2 separate regions of the Homo sapiens genome follow, and region 1 is linked to region 2. Evidence: chromatin contacts called from ENCODE Hi-C data. All regions are on one chromosome and are shown on one strand. The core of a region is the stretch at or near the end of the contact, and the rest is flanking DNA. Distances in the headings are between cores, read along the strand shown. Region 1 has its middle 46 kb from the start of METTL9. Region 2 has its middle 70 kb from the start of NPIPB3.

Region 1 (5,064 bases), core at 363-2,862, 200 kb before region 2:
AGCCGAGAGCACCCTACCGCACTCCAGCCTGGGTGACAGAGTGAGACTCCACCTAAAAAAAAAAGAAGTCACTTTGAGATTATTTTATCCAGGTCTGCAGCCTTAAATTGGGTCCCTAACTTTACTGGCAAGGCAAGTAGCAGAGTTTGGCCTGAACCCTACTACAAAAGCTGAGGGCCTGGACCGTCAGACCTGGGTGAGGTTGCCGGCTAAAATGGGGCAGGTGACCGAACCTCTCTGCGTCTCAATTTCCTCATCTCAAAGTTGGACTCACAGGACCTGCTCTGTAGGGCCATTGTGAGGAGTTCATCCTGGGAGGAACATAAAGTTACCTCGCAATGCCCAGCAGGTAGCAGGTGCCCAGTGAAGGCCAGCTCCTCCGCCGCACTCTGGTATGCACCAAGCCTTCTCCATCACGACAACGACGTGAGCTCATGGACAGGATGCGTGGTGCCCGGGACACGCCAGAACCTGGCCAGCGAGAGCCTTTGCCCCTTAATCAGCTGTTTCACCCCATGAAGGCTTCAGTGGCTTCCAGTTCGTTGTTTTTTGTTTGTTTGTTTGTTTGTTTTAGAGTGCTTCCTTTATGTCAAGCGTTGTGCTAAGGACTTCGTATTTCCCATGTGACTTAATCGTAACAGCAGTCCTATGGTGGGGGTTCAAGGATCATCCCCACTTTACAGATGGGGAAACTGAGGCTAGGAGGGGTGCAAAAGCTGGACCTAGAGCACACAGTTTGGGAGTGGCGGCCCCAGCTTCTGAACGTGCGTCCGACTGCACACGGTTTGGGAGAAGTGACCCCAGCCTCTGAACGTGCGTCCGACTCCAGACCCCACTCCTGCCCCCATGCTGTATTGTCTACAGGAAGAGCAGCGAAACACGGCTTTCCAGTTTTTAAAGAAATACGCTTGGCATTTTGCTGGTGGGCGGTCTTCGCGGCGCAGGTCTAATTTTGGAATTTACAGTGGGATTTAAAGTTTTCAGTGAGATTCTCTGTTTCACCTTGAAAGAGGCTCAAGGTGTATGAATCCCACACTAGACTGATGCTGAAGAGGAGCCTGTGGAATCCGCACCCGCTGGCATTTTCAGTAAAAAGGCCTCTGTGTCTTCCTGATATGCGTGCGCCCCGCGCGGGCCACGTTGCCAGGTTCCGGGTGCCTCTTCACCGAACTGCCACCAGGGGCCGCTCCAGCCCAGCCCGAGTTATCCATCGGCCACCGCACCTGCTGTTCCCGAAAACGCAGCGGCCCAGACTTCCTTTGCAGTTACCCTCTTAGAAGAACGAACGTTTCGCTTCCCTCCTCATTTGCGTATCATAGAGCCAGTGAGACACAGTAGCCTTTTTGGGTTTTCCCCTGAGCGTGCTTGGTCCCCAGCCCAGGGTGGCCGCCGTTTCAAGCAAGTCCCTTGCTCAGGTACAGGGGTGCAGATGCCCCGAGCCAGCCTGAGGAGGGGCCGCATGTCCCGAGGGCCCCATGGTTCCCCTCAGGAGGCAGATTGGAAAGGGCTGACTTGTCTCTTACTCCAATGAGTAGAGAGGCGGAGGATCCAGCCCATCAGAGGCTGCCGCAGTAAAGAATTCTGTGACAGGCTGGGTACGGTGGCTCACGCCTGTAATCCCAGCACTTTGGGAAGCCAAGGGGGGCGGATCATGAGGTCAGGAGATCGAGATCATCCTGGCCAACATGGTGAAACCCCGTCTTTACTAAAAATACAAAAAAAAAAAAAAATAGCCGGGTGTGGTGGTGCCCACCTGTAGTACCAGCTACTTGGGAGGCTGAGGCAGGAGAATCTCTTGAACCCGGGAGGCGGAGGTTGCAGTGAGCTGAGATCACGCCACTGCATTCCAGCCTGGGCGACAGAGTGAAACTCCGTCTCAAAAAAAAAAAAAAAAAAAAAGAAGAAGAAGAATTCTGGGACAGCTCGGGGTCGGGAAAGGTGAAGAGATGCCTGTGGGCTCCAGCCCTGCTGGAAACCCTTGGGAAAGTCTTCTAGCCCCAGAGTTAGCACAGCACCTTACCCTGCAGAGGCTCAGGGCTCACAAGTCCCTTCTGGTCCCAGCAGCTCCTGTTCCTGGCCCTTGTTGGTTGGCCACATTCTGGAGGGTGACTTTTCTACTAGGTTTTGTGGGTGGGGGTCTGGCAGGCATCGGCTGTCAGTGGACTTATGCCTTATGCAGTTGGCGTCGCTCTTTGGAACCCTATTTATGTGCCTACGTAGAACCCTAGAGTGCTTGAGCTGGGACCAGGAGAAACGTGTAGTAACTCTCTTTACACAGATGAAGCTGCGGAGCCCCTGAATGGTGTGCGATGCACAATCACCACCACTGCCATCATCAGACAACACTTTACAAAATGCCTCCTGCCTTGTCTCCATTTATCCTTCCCGCTCTTCTCGTTTAACAGGTAGAGAGGCTTAGGCTCAGAGAGGCTAAGCTACTTGCCCAGGGTCACACAGCAAGTTAGAAGCAGAGCTGAGTTGCAAATCCAGGTCTTTAACTATTTCTGTGTTCTGTGGACTTTCCTAGAAATCCCAGGCGGTTCCCAAACTGCCGTGGGAAAGGCTCGATTCCACTGTAACACACAGAGCTGCTTACCGACCGAGTGATTCGATGAATAAATCAATGAACTGACTAATCCCATTCATTCCTGTATTCATTCATCCCGTGAGGGTTCGTTGTGTGCCTTCAATGACCCCTTCCTGCACTAAGTCGTGTTGATACAGTGATGGTCCAGACGGAAACAGCCATTTTTGTTTGTTTGTTTTTGGTTTTTTTTGAGACTGAGTTTCGCTCTTGTTGCCCAGGCTGGAGTGCAGTGGCGCGATCTTGGCTCACTTTAACCTCCGCCTACCAGGTTCAAGCAATTCTCCTGCCTCAGCCTCCCAAGTAGCTGGGATTACAGGCACCTGCCACCACACGTGGCTAATTTTTTGTATTTTTAGTAGAGGTGGGATTTGACCATGTTGGTCAGGCTGGTCTTGAATTCCTGACCTTGGGTGATCCTCCCACCTTGGCCTCCCAAAGTGCTGGGATTACAGGCGTGAGCCACCATGCCCAGCCCAGAAACAGCCTCTGTCCTAAGAGTGCAACTGGATGGGACTTAACTCAGTCTTACAAATGACATCTACCAGGCTGGGTCCAGTCTAACTTGTCCATGAAGCATCCATCATCCCTGCCTTCTAGGCATTTCTATTCTAGAAGAGATGATACAGACATGCATGAATTTCCACACAGTAAACTTATCATGAGTGAGCCCATCCCAAGAGCGAGAGGCAGACCCCCTGGCAGGCTCCACCCTCAGCCACCCATCAATGCACTTTGATGCCGCTGGGGCTGGTAGGCTGCAAACCCCCTTTCTACCACGGACACAGGCCGAGGCGAAGCGAGCACAGAGCTCACCGTGCTTGCATTTTGTGGTTCTGTAAGTTCCTTACATTGTGTTTTGGAGGCCAGGCACAGTGGCTCACGCCTGTGTTTTGTTTTTGAGACAGAGTCTCGCTCTATCGCCCAGGCTGGAGTGCATTGGCACGATCTCGGCTCACTGCAACCTCCACCTCCCAGGTTCAAGCGATTCTCCTGCCTCAGCCTCCCAAGTAGCTGGGATTACAGGCACCCACCAACACACCTGGCTAATTTTTTGTATTTTTAGTAAAGACAAGGTTTTAGCATGTTGGCCAGGCTGGTTTTGAACACCTGATCTCAAGTGATACAACTGCCTTGGCCTCCCAAAGTGCTAGGATTACAGGCGTGAGCCACTGTGCCTGGCCTAACAAAGTGATTTTATGTGCTGATTGTGTGAAGCACTCTTTCTGTGTATTTTTAAAAATTGAGATGTAATTCATCTGTGTATATTTAAGGAGAATAGAAGACTTGCTCATAATGGTAGAATTTTAAAACTACATATGACTCCGAGGTTGCTCCAGACCAACACTGAGATTTTGAGTGAAGAGGGGCAGTGAGCAGCTCTGTGGCTTGGTCCAGCACTTGCCTAGCCCCTGACTGGACCAAAGCCAAATCCATTTTCCATTTTCCAGTTTACACCTTGGTGCCTCCAACTATGAGTACTTTTTTTTTTTTTTTTTTGAGACTGAGTCTCACTCTGTCGCCCAGGCTGGAGTGCAGTGGCACGTTCTCAGCTCACTGCAACCTCCACCTCCCAGGTTCAAGCAATTCTCCTGCCTCAGCCTCCTGAGTAGCTGGGAGTACAGGCGCCCGCCACCACACCCAGCTAATTTTTGTATTTTTAGTAGAGATGGGTTTCACCACGTTGGCCAGGCTGGTCTCTAACTCCTGACCTCAAGTGATCCACCCGTCTCGGCCTCCCAAAGTGCTAGGACTACAGGTGTGAGCCACCACGCCCAGCCCAAGTACTTTTGGTGTCAGGAAACCACCAGGAGTCAGCAGTGTCAAGCTCCCCAAGGCATTCGTCATGCGCTCAGTGCTTTCCTGGCTTTTGCCACAGCGGGAGGTGACATGAGCAAGGCGGGTGACACGAGGCTCCTCCACAGCTACGGGAGGCACTCGGGCCACCGCGAATTCGTGATCAGTGCTCCAGTTCTGCTGGCGCCTTCCAGCCTTGCCCAGCCATCCCAGGAGCACACTGTGCTCCTTTCAATGAAAACGTGTGGAATAGGTACCACATTTGTAGCAGCTGTTGATGGAAATCTGTTAGTGACAAAGTGCTTAGACACAGGAGAAGCCACCCACATCAGAACCCCTGGGGAGCTCGTTAAAAGGCAGACTCCCAGCACTACCTGGACCTGGGGATGGCAGCCATGACTCTGTGAGGCAGAGCCAGAGGCCTCAGTGAGCGATGCTTATGGCTGAGCCCCACGTGTCAGGAGAAGGAAGCTCCTGGGAGGCTGCACCTGGCACTGTGCCATGGAGAGGGGCACCCCAAGTCCTGCAGGTGGAGAGCGCTGACTCCAAGGCGAGTGTTTAGGGTGACTTAGGACGGAAGGAGTGTTCCAATAAAAGCTGGCCCTGTGGTGGGCCTAGATTAAGCAGGGACTGCCAGAGATCAGGACTGATGCTATAGCTCAGGGTCTGCTTATTTAAAAACC
Region 2 (5,121 bases), core at 459-2,958:
TGCAAAAGTTCCCATGACCTCATAAAAAACCCATCAATTTTCATTTAAAATGCACTCAAAAATAAAGTCATCCACCTCCCTGCAAATTTCAATCCTTACAACTCTTAATTTTTAAGGGCTTTTTTTGTTTTTCAGAATCTTCTGAAAATCTGCACCAAATTAAAGATTCTATTATCCTTACCACTAACTGAAAATTGAAATTCCTTAGACAATAAATTATTTTACACTCCTGGCACCATCTGTCTGAACGTACTCTCTCGCTCTGTGAATCGCTGGCACACCAGACTGCCTCTCCCTGCTCCAGGGAATTTCAGGGAATTCCAGATGCCCCTGATTCTGGTCTAATTTACCATACAAGGCCTGTCCTCTACTCAAACCAATTCTGCAATCCCTTAAGTTAACCATATGGGCAATACAATAACACCTCTACTTAAATCATTCCGAATTTCTGCTATGATATCATTTGATCTTCATGCCCAGGGCAGCAAATAATTAATTTCAAATACTCACTGAGCAACAAAGCCAACACTAGGGGATTGTCCAGTAAAGGAAAATGCTGCCCGGATGCCTCACACCCCCAGTGAGGCAGGGACAAAAGAAATCAGCACAGTGTATTCAGCTGATGAAGGAGCCATTTCTCCACAACTCCACTCTCAACGAAGAAGCACCCAGAACACAGCCACAAATGCATCTAAACAGCCAAAGACCCAGGCTCAGCTCTACACAGCTCACCCGAAGGAGCTACCCATGCCTGGAGCCATGACCAGAACCAGCCACTGCATTTTAATTTCAACTCCAACAGCAGTGGCTGTTTGGCTTCCCTGGAAGGCAGCAGATTAGGTGCATGATGAGGACGCGGTGGAGGGCAGGAGGCGAGGAGGGCAGCACACGTCCACACACACACAGGGGCTCAGCTCTACAAAGCCCGAGACTGAGACTCTCACTTAGGCACCTCCCACAGTGAACTGAATGCTTGTTCTTATGTAAAGTTGTTATTCAGGAGGAAAGATAATACACAACCTTTGAAACCAGCCAAAGTGGTTCCAAATAATTTTTTAAGTATTTTAATTTTTTGAAAAACCATTGAATTGTACACTTCATTTATTTTGAGACAGGGTCTTGCTCTGTTGCCCAGGCTGGAATGCAGTGGCACAATCATGGCTCACCGCAGCCTGGGTCTCCTGGGCTCAAGCAATCCTCCTGCCTCAGCCTCATGAGTAGCTTGGGACTACAAGTGCATGCCACCAGATGTGGCTAATTTTTTTTTTTTCTGTAGAGACAGGGTCTTGCTATGTTGCCCAGGCTGGCATCAAACTCCTGGGCTCAAGCGATCCTCCCACCTCTGCCTCCCCAAAGTACTGGGATTACAGATGTGAGCCAGCACAAAACATTTTTTTTTTAAAGATTCAGCTGCAATTTCAATGTCAGTGTTCTAAGAAAGCCCTTCACCTCTTCTTCCCTCTCCCTCACCTCTTCTTCCCTCTCCCAGTCAGCGATGCTGGAACACTGGGGCACGACAGCATGTGCACCTAGAGGTCAAAAAGAACAATAAAGACAGAGATAGCACTGGAGTGGAAACTAGTCATCACGGCTGGGCAGCTGGCAAAGCAGAGGCCACAGGGGCCCAGAGCTGAGAGGAAGTGAGCGCTCCTGGAGGGGAGGCTGAGACACAGCGCTGGAGAGCACGGCTCGGGGAAGAGGAAGCGGGCACCATGCAGCCAGTGCGTCCCCACACATGTGCACCCACCACCATCCCCTGAACCTTGTCTTCCCAAATGGCTCTTTATGAAGCCTCTGGTGCTCCACCAATCTTTCCAAACTTCTTGCCCACATTTGGGATGCACCATCCGCTACTGCTACCCCCCAACACTGGTCACAGGAGGCTGAGCACCGGGGGCTCCATCCGACCTCACTGGACCTGGGTGCCCATGGCCTCCAGCCTTGCACAGGCAGTCACCCTCCCCATGGCTGTGCCATTCGCTGTCCTGAGGCCTTGGTGCAGGTGGCTCTCCCGACCCCTCCTACTGTGTCTCTCACCCTCCTACTGTGTCTCCCACCCTCCTACTGCATCTCCCATGCTCCTACTGCATCTCTCACCCTCCTACTGCATCTCCCACCCTCCTACTGTGTCTCTCAGGCTCTGTGGCTCTTGCGCACTCCCAGTGTGCCCAACAGGGCCTGAAATGGACTCTAATCAGCATTCCTTAGTGCAGGCTCACGCTCACCTGAAGAGCACCTGTCAGCAGACAGCCTCAGCCAGGGGAGCCCTCCCAGAGTCAACGAACAGCTGTGAGTCCCACCCTGCCTGCAACCCAGCACCAGATGTAAGCGCACACCACAACTGTCGGCAAAGAAGCCAGAGAATGCGGGGGTCGTGGGCTACAGGGAAAGGAGGCCAAGGCAGCCCTCCTGGAACCTCAGTATCAGAGCAGACAGAGACATAATGGCAGAAAGAGCGTGAGACGGGGCATTCCATCTCTCAGCAAGGAAGAAAAGCAAGGCTGCTATGGACATGAAACTGACCACATAGCTTCAAATCAGGCGATTCTTCATATTTTCTACTCAGACAGCAAATGGCAACTGTGGGATGTGACTAGAATCTCTCAATATTTAATTTGAAGAAAACATGACTCAAAAAGAATGGTCCCCTGGCAGCAGGTGCCACAGGGTCACACCAACGCAGCACAATGGCACTTCCCAGCACCGCAGCCACCAAGGTCCTCCTGGAACTGACATTGCTGCTGGCCGCAGACGTGGCCTCAAACCCGTCGCCCCAGCAGCAATCCACAAGCACAGCGCACATCCCTCCCTCCGTGGAACTAAGAATGGAGGCTATTTTCAGAGAAGCTGTCCACTAATTCTGAAAATAATCAATTAACTACAAGAAGTAATAGCAACAATCATCTCAGAAGTGGAATAGGAGGAGAACAGCAACAAGTGTGAGCCCAGCACAAGGAAAGGGGGTGGTGTGCAGGATGTGGGGTGCAGGGCGCAGGGCACAGGCCCCAGCCCCAGGATGGAAAACGGACGGCCGGAAGAGGGGAGGCCTGGCCACCCTCCCAAGAGGATTTCTAGCTGCTCTGTCAGATTCTGAGTCTACTGCCACATAACCACTCCTAAATGACAGTTGGAACTAGGGAATCAGAAGGGAATACTAAGCCAATCCTCAGTGATCTAGGAACTTAAAGCAGCCGCGTCCATTTCTTTGTGTTCTCTTACTCCAGTTGGGGTGCTGTTCCTCGCCTTCCCCCAACTACCTGGAACAAGCGTGGGCTGCAGGGTCTCCCGTCAATCAAGCCAGTGCTCACACCAGGGCAGGCCAAGGGCCTCTGGGACAGGACGGGGAGCTGAGCCATCTGCAGTGTCACATGAAGGATGCTTCTGAGATCAAGTCTGGCTGGAGAAGAGAGAGCCCTAGACCTGCATGCACTATCCTCCTGTGGGCATGGGGGTGGGGAGGAGAGGGAATGGGCCGTGTGTCCCCCGCACTGCTCGGGGCTTCTGTAGGCAATGGGGATGGGGAGGAGAGTGAATGGGCCATGTGACCGCCCCCACAGCTCAGGGCTTCTGTAGGCACGGGGACGGGGAGGAGAGCGAATGGGCCGTGTGTCCCCCGCACTGCTCGGGGCTTCTGTAGGCAATGGGGACGGGGAGGAGAGCGAATGGGCTGTGTGACCCCCACCACGGCTTGGGGCTTCTTAGCCCAGTCAACAACATCGAGGTGAGTGGGCTTCTCTGTGCTTTCTGAAACATCCTTCTGTCTCCCAAACGTGTGGCCAGCCCGGAGGACAAAGCCTGCATGAGCAGGGTGTAGCTCAGCAGGAATGAGAACTGGCCAAATGATGGGAAAAAAAAAGAATTTCCACAAATGGAAAATGAGGGGGTTCACTACACAGATTTACCAGAAAAGGCAGCTTCAGTTGAACACAGCGGTTTCTTTAAATCACACAGCAGTTTCCTTCCCAAGAGAAGCAGGGACCGTGTACCAAGATTCCGCCCGTTACCCTGAGTGCAGCACCGGCCTCTCCTGAAGCCGTCTTTGATTTGAGGTCCCAGAAATGTGACCGATAATAGGAATCAGGAGCGTATGAGAGTTCACAAGGGGAAAAAAAAAAGGTGATTTATAAATTATTATTTGTTTCACATAAAAAGTGGTAGTACGGCAGCTTTATTCATTCTGCGGTGAGGCCACTTAGAGACAGTGGGAACTCGGAGGGGCCACGGAAGAGGCGGGAATGAGCAGCAGTTGCGACCCTGCTTGCAGTGCAAAGGCACGTGGGGCGGCAGCAGTGACGGAGGAACGAGAGACACCAGAACGGAATCTTGTTCAGAGAAATCCAGACAGCAACTCCTCCGACATCAGCCCTGAGTCCTTCCTGAACTCAGATCTGTGCTGGAGCCAATGGGCCTCCATGCCTGCTGAGAAAAGCTGGAATCTCTGTCCCCACAGTAGAGTTGGGAGAATTCTGTCTACAATCACAAACAGAAGCACTGCAGTGATACAGTGTAAAAGCCTGGTTCTATCTTTAAAATTCCAAGTGGATTTTGTTCAGGGGTAGAGACAGGAACAAGGGAATATCGAAGGTGACGTGCCTTACTTTTCCTAGGAATTAAACGTCCAGCAGCGTTTCAACTATGATACAGTTCCACTACCAGCAGAACCATAAACCACTATGTTGCAGAAAACTAAGACGGACCGCCAGCTATGAGCCCTGTCCTCTGCTGCCCCCGTGACCGTGAGAACCACGGGGGACAAAGGCGCGGAGAACTGACCTGCACTGCGCCGACCGCAGCCTCATTACCCCAGTGGAGTGAGCGCAAAGCCACAACTGTGGATTTAAAAGCTGCGCATTCCTTTGGCTCTTTTCCAGAGCAGCAATTTCATACTTACAGACGAGCGATGCTGCAGGACTACCTGAGAAAACCTCGTGCTGATCTTTAAGATGAAACTTTCCAACTAAGAAACTCTGACATAAACCAGTTTTGGAGGGTCTGCAGCCCTTCTCCCAAGGTGCCTCTGAGGGGTCAACGGAAAGCCCACGGGAGCACATGCCCTTCTGTCCCCCTCTGTGTTAAGCACCTCACTCTGGGGGTGCCCCAGGCTCAGTCGGGTCAGAGATC

The links. A loop is a pair of places that touch in the nucleus more often than their neighbours do. Pooled maps may share reads with other maps.
Region 1: a loop to region 2 is called in a map with no recorded cell type, with 8 times the contacts of the local background. The contact joins two enhancer-like sites. A Hi-C loop is called at or near these places in 5 of 37 single-sample maps with no recorded cell type and 4 of 50 pooled maps.

The regions. Positions count from the first base shown.
Region 1 is chr16:21,551,124-21,556,187 of GRCh38, reverse strand. No RefSeq gene overlaps it. Among named protein-coding and RNA genes, the nearest start is that of METTL9, 46 kb to the left of the region's middle. RefSeq lists enhancers at 1,095-1,905, 4,647-5,064. Within about 2 kb of position 1,612, at least 5 of the 41 ENCODE cell types and tissues checked have a DNase peak (open chromatin) inside an H3K27ac peak, as active enhancers do.
Region 2 is chr16:21,353,063-21,358,183 of GRCh38, reverse strand. It overlaps the pseudogene SNX29P1. Among named protein-coding and RNA genes, the nearest start is that of NPIPB3, 70 kb to the left of the region's middle. RefSeq lists an enhancer at 3,505-4,005. Within about 2 kb of position 1,708, at least 3 of the 41 ENCODE cell types and tissues checked have a DNase peak (open chromatin) inside an H3K27ac peak, as active enhancers do.